3 separate regions of the Homo sapiens genome follow, and all the other regions are linked to region 2. A link is a loop called in an ENCODE intact Hi-C map of the cell type or tissue named here. Cell type or tissue: endothelial cell of umbilical vein. All regions are shown on one strand. Region 1 overlaps LOC105370777 (a long non-coding RNA gene). Region 2 overlaps LOC105370777 (a long non-coding RNA gene). Region 3 overlaps LOC105370777 (a long non-coding RNA gene).

Region 1 (2,500 bases), 53 kb before region 2:
AGATGAAAAATTTAGGTTACTAACAAGAATGTATAAAATATTCCATTAATTATATATACATATATACACATATTTTACTATTTTATATATTAAAAGATATACAGCATTATACTATGTTGGTTATCTCTGGGGATCAGATTACAGGTTGTTTTTACTTGCTTCCTTGAGATTTTTTTCTGTAATATCTGAATTTTATTCCTTTCTTTCCAAATTTGGGGAAAAAAATAAGGTTTCTGAAAATTAAAAAAAATAGATAATATATCAAGTTTGGACTGCAAACCAGAGCTTTCAGCAGAACATAGTTGAGTCTTTGCCATAGACACCAACTCATTTCCTTCCTTTCTGTGGCATTCATTCCACTATCATGCATTTTTTCCCAAATGAGATGACAAAATGGAAAGACCATTTCTACACCAAGCATTGAGCCATAGGAAAGCGGAATGTCAGTCAGGGCATCTGCAGATCAGGAAATCATGTCACAGAAAACAGGACCTGTATAAGATCTAAGTTTATGCCATTTGCTGATCAGTTACCATATTTCAAAAATTATACACACTGTAATCCCCTCTCTCTGTTCTGCGGGCCCTTTGAAGAAGAAGGCATTTTTAGCAAATGTCCTTTAAATGGAGAAAAGAGGCAGATCAATTTACTCCAAACTACTTCAGATTAGATCTTAGTCAGAATGCCTCCCCAGAGTGGAAGCTCTTCTCCAGAAGTACCTTTCCTGTTGGATTCAGGTTCAGGGTTGGAACCCACAGACCCAGAATGATAGGCTATCAGCAAAGAAAAGCATGTCATTAGCATCCAGCAGCCCTCAGTTTGTCCTTGTCTCCTTCATCTTCCTTCAAACTTCTATTTTTCTCTTAGATTTCCCTGAAACTCTTTTAAAAATTCCTTTTGAAACAAGTGGGTGCCTGACTCATTGCCTATTTCCTCTGTTTTCCACCCAAGTGGTAAACAATGGGCTCTATTCAAATATGGACCGTCTGTGAGCTGGGAACCTGCGTGCAGACAAAGCTCCTTGTCCCAGGGCAGACTGCCAGACCCATGCTCTCCTCCACTCACCTCCTAGGCTGTTTAATAAGGGCCACTTGGCAAAAGGCAACATATTGTCATGGTCCTGTGACCTTGTAGTTCTCTGTCTCTTTTCCCTTCAGCCCGAAAGAATATTTCTCTAAATTCTCAAGTCAACGCATTTGAGAACAGCCTTTCAAAAGATACTTGTAGGAATAACAGAAGGTAGTTCAGGACCCAGTCAAAAGGACTATCTGGCTTTATTTACAATAATTTTAATGCCTCTGTCCTAACTCCTCCAAAGTTATTAATATTTTGTCTGTAGATGGTGGTTGCCAGGAAAGAGAATCTTGCAAAGTCAAGGGCATGACAAAGCTGAGAAATAGAGAAGGCTAGCCTAAGACTTTGGGAAGAGAAAGGTGAAGGAAAAAAATAGTAGGAATCAGACTATGGAACAAGAAGAACGGGACAAAGTTTCAAGTCCAAAGTGAGCAGGTAAGACAAAAATAACTGAACTTAAATGACAGAGTAGTCTTCAGGGAAAAAAAGAGAGAGAGAGAAGAGACTAGAGAACACATTTGCTTCAAGTGCTTGAGGAAAGCACACCTCCAGTGTGTAGAGGAATCACAGGAGGAGATTTTGCATATGGTGTCCAAACTCCCTTCCCAAGAATTTATGTTTCCTGAAGAACACTGCCAACTTCCCCCCTCCATCTTAAAATGGTAAGAAAGAGAGTTAAAGAGAAGGTAAGGGAAACAAATAAATAATTACGATAATCCAGTTATATTAGATATGTGTGCATTTTAAAATAACTTCAACAACCATATGAAATTGTGGCTCTTGTTCCTGTTTTTTTTACAGATGAGAAAATTGTAGCTTATGGAGTTTAAATAATTTGCTCACAGTCACAGAATTAGCGCTAGAATTTAAAATCAAGTGGTATGACTAAAAAACCATGAGAAAATTCATTCCTTCTTTTACAAAACAAGTCACTCTCTACTGACAATCAAACCCAAGTCCTCTAGATTCTCCATAATATTATTTACATCTATCCTCTTCTATCCAGCCCTACTGTCCCTCCCTCATAGCTTACTAAGTTTTCCCCAAAAGCCTCCTGACCTCCCTTCTCTGTGTCCCCCCATTCTTTTCCTTTCTTCTTTCCTTTTCCTTCCTCTCTCAACATGTATCTCATCAATTCCAACCTGCTTAAAACCCTTCAGTGACTTCCCACTGACCTAAGATTAAGTCATTGCTCTCAAATATGGCACTGCTTACCCATTGTTCTGCATATTATATTCTCTCTCCATCACTTTCTATGTTCCAACCACATTGGACTTCTTTAATATCCTCAAAACTACAAGTCGTATACCAGGGAAGGGCTTTTACACAGGCTGTTTATTCACTGTGGAACACTCCCTCCTCCTCTTCTCTTAGCTCAGCCATTCGCAAACTTTTGGGGCTCGGCCCCTTTGTGCTCTCAAATCTT
Region 2 (2,500 bases):
CATTGGGAAATCAAAACTCAGTCAATTGTCTTTATGGCAGAACAAAACAACTATGATTCAAATATCCAACAAAGTTGGAAAAACCTGGCTTAACTGAGGGATGAGCTTATTGCATGCCTGCTCGGGTCACATGGGACATCTCAGCCCCTTTCCTCTCCCTCAATCTTGTCCCCTCTGTGGGCAGAAGCTCACCACTCAGCATCTCTTGTGCTTTTATCCTTAGGTTCCAGTTAGAAGCCATAGACCTCTGCTGCTTCTCCCAATTCTGTCTTCCTCTGCTGATCACACTGCAGAGTTGGTACCTCAGGCTGCCTACTCTCTGCTTTTAAAAGGCTTCAGAGAACCCTTCTTTAACTGTGGTCTCTGGAAATTTTCTATGAGATGTTGATTCTTATTCTACAAGAAGAGAATCTCATGGTCTAATGAATGTGTAAAACATCAAGTTAAACAGAGTTCTTTACTACAGAGCTTCTCGAAGCCTTTAATTTACCACTGTACATTATGGATCCAGGAGAAAAAGCAGATTTGGTCTGGCTGGGTCTTCCAGGGGTTCAGACATTTTTAAAACTCAGAAAATAGAATTGTTTTGTGTTTCTTCTTTCCAACCACTCAAAATATTTGAAAGGTTTGAGTCCGCTCCCTGTAATAACAAGGCAGTGCATTTTAGTCACCTGCAAAGCATCCTTCATCTTCTACTTAGAAGACACTGGGAAAAAATGAGAAGAAAACATTTACTCACTTTTCAGGAATCTGATATATTAATACCCAAGTTATTTTTACAAATTTGCAATTCATTGCTATGTTCATACTGGTTCTTTCTGAAATTACTATTTTTCTTTCATTCTTTTTTTAATTATACTGTTCTTATTTGCTATTATTAAAAAGAAAAAAGCCCCATTATCAGCTACCTAAAGAATGGCAGAGCACAACTAGGAAATGTCACCAACATGAAAAAGAAAGATTAAAATCTTCCTACCAAATACCTAGACTATGAGTCAATCAGGAGTTGAGCGACTTGAGTTTAGCCAGGCAGGGCTGGAAATGACTAAAATAAAGGACAACCAGGCTACTGATAGTAAATCACAGCTGGAAATGAAATTAAACTTTTAAGTTTAAGATTTTACAATTTGTTTTGGTGTGTTGGTGGGTGAGTGGTGGTGTGCGTGTATGTGAGTGGATAGGTATGTTACTGTGTAAAGGGTAAAGGTTTGGGGGTAAAGTTTTCAGTGGATAAGGAAACAAACAAGATTTAAAAATTTAGTTAAATAAATGGAGAGTGGAGAAGACATTCAGGTGGAAAAATACAAAATTAACTTTAAAAAAGAAACTGAGGGATCCAAAGGTCTGTAAGAGAAATATTCTACAACTGGAGAACATGTCTAAGACACACAAAACTTTATCACTATGCAGATTGTACACTATTTCTTATGCATCCCAATAAATGTGCCCAAAGGTAGCACTTTAAGCTGCACAGAAAATACCAAAGCCCAGACATATTTCAATGCCAGTTCCTGGGCAGGCTGGCCCTCAGGCAAAATATTCTGGAACACCTGGTTGGCTGGCAGATTTTCCTGGATGGCAGTGTTTTGGGACCAAACAGGCATTTATTTCAGCCTCTCTGATGCTTTCATATGGTAAAGGAGCAATCAAAGAATACTGGCTTTATTTTCTGAAGCACTGGTTTTGATCCACCTAAGAGGAAATGGCAGGGGCAGGGGATGGGAGGAGGGAAGGGGAGTAATGTGTTTCACAGCTTCAAATCAAACACTGTTGGAAAAAATGTCCAGAAAGCAATTCAGAGTGAAAATATTTGCTTTCTGGCTAAATAGCCAGTAGCTTTTTATTGCAAAATGGAAATAAACAGTACTGCTCATTTATACCAAAAAAGGGCAATCTACAAATAACCCAAATCCAAAAATAAAGGTATTGCCCAACAGACTAGGACATGATTCACTAAGGTCTTGACTTCAGAGTTTCACCAATGGTCATGGCACATGGATTAGAGTGGGCTGCGGTCGTGATTAGTATTAATAGTAAAAAGTCTCAAATATGCCCAAGTCCACACCCCAGAAGGATATGGGCCACAGTCTGTGTGATCCTTACCCTTCACTCTATTTATTGAACAGATGCATTCTCTCTCTCGCTCTCTCTCTCACCCTCATCCCATGCCCTGCGATGCTGAAGACCCATGTCCAGACCATATGCAGTGACCAAAATAAAAGAAAATCACACTGAAATGAACTCTATGAAATTGTTCTCTTTAATAGCCAACAGTTTATAAAAGAGAGTGAAAAAATAAATACAAAGCTAATAATGCTTACAATGAGGAGACAGAAGTTGGCCAAGAGAAAGAAAGAAATCATAATAGTATTCATTCATTCAATAATGCATTAAATACCTACTACACTGGGAACTGCAGATACAAGGAATAAAATATATCATCTGGTAAGAAATACGGGAATCAACAGATATATCATTCTAGATGTTCATGTATAAACTG
Region 3 (2,500 bases), 62 kb after region 2:
AAAAACTAACCCCTAAAAGTTAAAAAGTTGCTACACTATTATGCAAGATTAGGAGCTCAATATTATTTAGAAGCAAAGCATCAACAGAAAAACATACTAGCCAAGGAAACATCCACATAGTCATGTACATGTTTTTCATTGTTGCTTCTCTAGAACACATTATGCGTGTGTGTGTGTATGTGTGTGTCTGTCATTCATGTGGCTTTGTGACTCATGTATGCTGGGTCCTCTCACTGTTTGAGGACAGCAGTGGCTCACTTGGACCATTTACTTAACTTAGGAGACCACTTTATATGGAAGATGGAGACATTTAGTTTCATGAAGGACGGAACAAAACAAAAGTTTTGAATAACGGCAGGTAGGATGTAGGTTAAAATGCAAAATGAATGCTTTAAGAATATAAGCATCGGGAGTAGAAGTTACTGAGTTGGCTATAAAATATTCTCTCAAAGACATTTTAAAGATATTTTAACCAGGCCGGGCATGATGGCTCATGCCTGTAATCCCAGCACTTTGGAGGATGAGGCGGGCAGATCACGAGGTCAGGGGTTTGAGACCAGCCTGGCCAACATAGTAAAACTCCGTCTCCACTAAATAAAAAAAAAAAAATTAGCCAGTTGTGGTGGCAGACACCTGGAATCCCAGCTATTAGGGAGGCTGAGGCAGGAGAATCACTTGAATCCGGGAGGCAGAGGTTGCAGTGAGCCAAGATAGCACCACTACACTCCAGCCTGGATGACAGAGTGAGACTCCGTCTCAAAAAAAAAAAGATAGTTTAACCACTAGATTCACATCTGTAAGAGGACAATTCAAGGGCCAGGAGACAAATGAGAAGAGTTTCATTCATTTATTGACGCTTTCAGTGTGCTAGGCACTGTTGGCTCAAAGCTGGGCAAGACACGACCTCTATCTATAGTGAACTTGCCAACTAGCAGAAAGATTATTTTAAGATTTATCTGTCAGTATCAATATTGTCATCTTATTTCACAGTCTTGGTCTTTATGACTTTTCTCTAACATTTAACCATTACCCTAACTGCTGTCATCATAATTAACATGTAAATATTTCTCAGTGCCATTGTCACTGTACAGCTACCTTCGCAAAATATTTTCTAACCACTAGTGACAGCACAATACAAAAACAGGTAAGGAGGTCTGCATTCTACAATGTTGCAGCCAGGTGTGTTGAAATGGCAGACAGCTCCCTGGGCAGCCACACAAGATTCAGATTACTAGAATCACTTGAGGTCCTGCTTCCAGGCCCAAAGTGGAAAACTGACTCTGTTACTGCCATTGGATTCCCTCGCTTCATTAATTAACTCAAAATTGCCTCTCAGTGGCAATCCAGACCTCTGTTTCTAATTTCCTTCTGTGCTGAAAAGTAAATAGGCCTAACCACATTTTCAAGCCCCTGTGCGTGGGTCTTTTGTGCTTATAGCAGACCACTATCCACTGGAAGACGTCTGGGCCACTGCCAAGTTGAGTATTCAATTTCTTTGTTGTTTTTCAGGATAACCTAGCTAACCGCAATCCCTTTCCACCATTCCTCTGCAATGTGCTTGAAATAGAGCCAAGACTCTATCCTACAAAATGCACAAGAAAAACAAAAAAGGAGGAAATAAATAAAGAAGGGGTCATGGAAAAAATCAGAGTTTGTGAATATTGCCCCATACGTATTTTCTTTTCACATTTTTCTCTCATGACTTCTCAAAAACATTCAGACCCCAAATGCCTGGTCATATTCAGGAATAACTCCAATGGCTTCCCATTCTCTCCTCCCCACCCAAGAAGATTATAGGATTATAAACATGAGGTAAATTCCTGGGATCCTATTCCTTGGGGCATATGCGCAAGCTTTTGGCTTTGGGAGGTGGGGTGTGGGGTGGCAAATGCCTAAAAGGTTTTGGATGACTATCCAAAGAGAAACAGATGGCTTTAGCACGCCTGTGCCCAACACATGATCTGTGTGACTCCTGCCCTCTCAACACCATCTCCGTGCCGCCCCCTTTCTCCCACACCCCAGACAAATAAGAACAAAAATGAGTCTCTGCACATTCAAAAGGTGAACTTTCAAGGACAAGTCTTCCCATATGGAAAGGATAATGGCATCATGCCAGAGCACGTGCAGTAAAGAAGGGCTCAGGGTGTTTCACATTTTCTCTTCCAATGGGTTCCAAACGTTCTGATGGACAATCTTATTCTTCCCCTATAAACTTTCTGCTCCATATCCCGCTATAGCTGTTAATACACTTTTCAATTTTCCTCAGGTCCCCAAATAGTGGGAACAGCACGAACATCGGCATGAAGGCAAGAAAATAGGAGGCATGTACTGGGGAGAGCAAATAGTTCAGTTGGAGAAAGGGCACATGAGGAGCAGTAGCAGCAAATAAGAATGACCAGGAGTTTGGGATCAGACACGTGGGACCATGAGTACCAGGTCAAAAGTTCAAACTTTATTTGATGATGAAGCAACATTAAACACTAAAGGTCAAGTTTCAGGA

The links. Hi-C counts contacts between places; a loop is a spot of excess contacts. Peaks named below come from ENCODE experiments on the same cell type or tissue, not always from the same donor. Only the 100,000 strongest peaks of a DNase experiment are listed, where the experiment ranks them.
Region 1: it touches region 2 in a loop (6-fold over the local background); 5 of 110 quality-filtered maps call a loop at or near these places.
Region 3: it touches region 2 in a loop (5-fold over the local background); 6 of 110 quality-filtered maps call a loop at or near these places.

The regions. Positions count from the first base shown.
Region 1 is chr15:39,247,400-39,249,899 of GRCh38, forward strand. All of the region lies in intron 1 of LOC105370777 (a long non-coding RNA gene), which reads right to left. Among named protein-coding and RNA genes, the nearest start is that of LINC02915, 2.0 kb to the right of the region's middle. In endothelial cell of umbilical vein, no CTCF peak of the experiment used is centred here; DNase peaks (open chromatin) are centred at 402, 1,062 and 2,229; H3K27ac peaks cover 2,500 bases.
Region 2 is chr15:39,299,957-39,302,456 of GRCh38, forward strand. All of the region lies in intron 1 of LOC105370777 (a long non-coding RNA gene), which reads right to left. Among named protein-coding and RNA genes, the nearest start is that of LINC02915, 51 kb to the left of the region's middle. In endothelial cell of umbilical vein, no CTCF peak of the experiment used is centred here; a DNase peak (open chromatin) is centred at 985; H3K27ac peaks cover 1,986 bases.
Region 3 is chr15:39,361,497-39,363,996 of GRCh38, forward strand. All of the region lies in intron 1 of LOC105370777 (a long non-coding RNA gene), which reads right to left. Among named protein-coding and RNA genes, the nearest start is that of LINC02915, 110 kb to the left of the region's middle. In endothelial cell of umbilical vein, no CTCF peak of the experiment used is centred here; a DNase peak (open chromatin) is centred at 1,545; H3K27ac peaks cover 2,500 bases.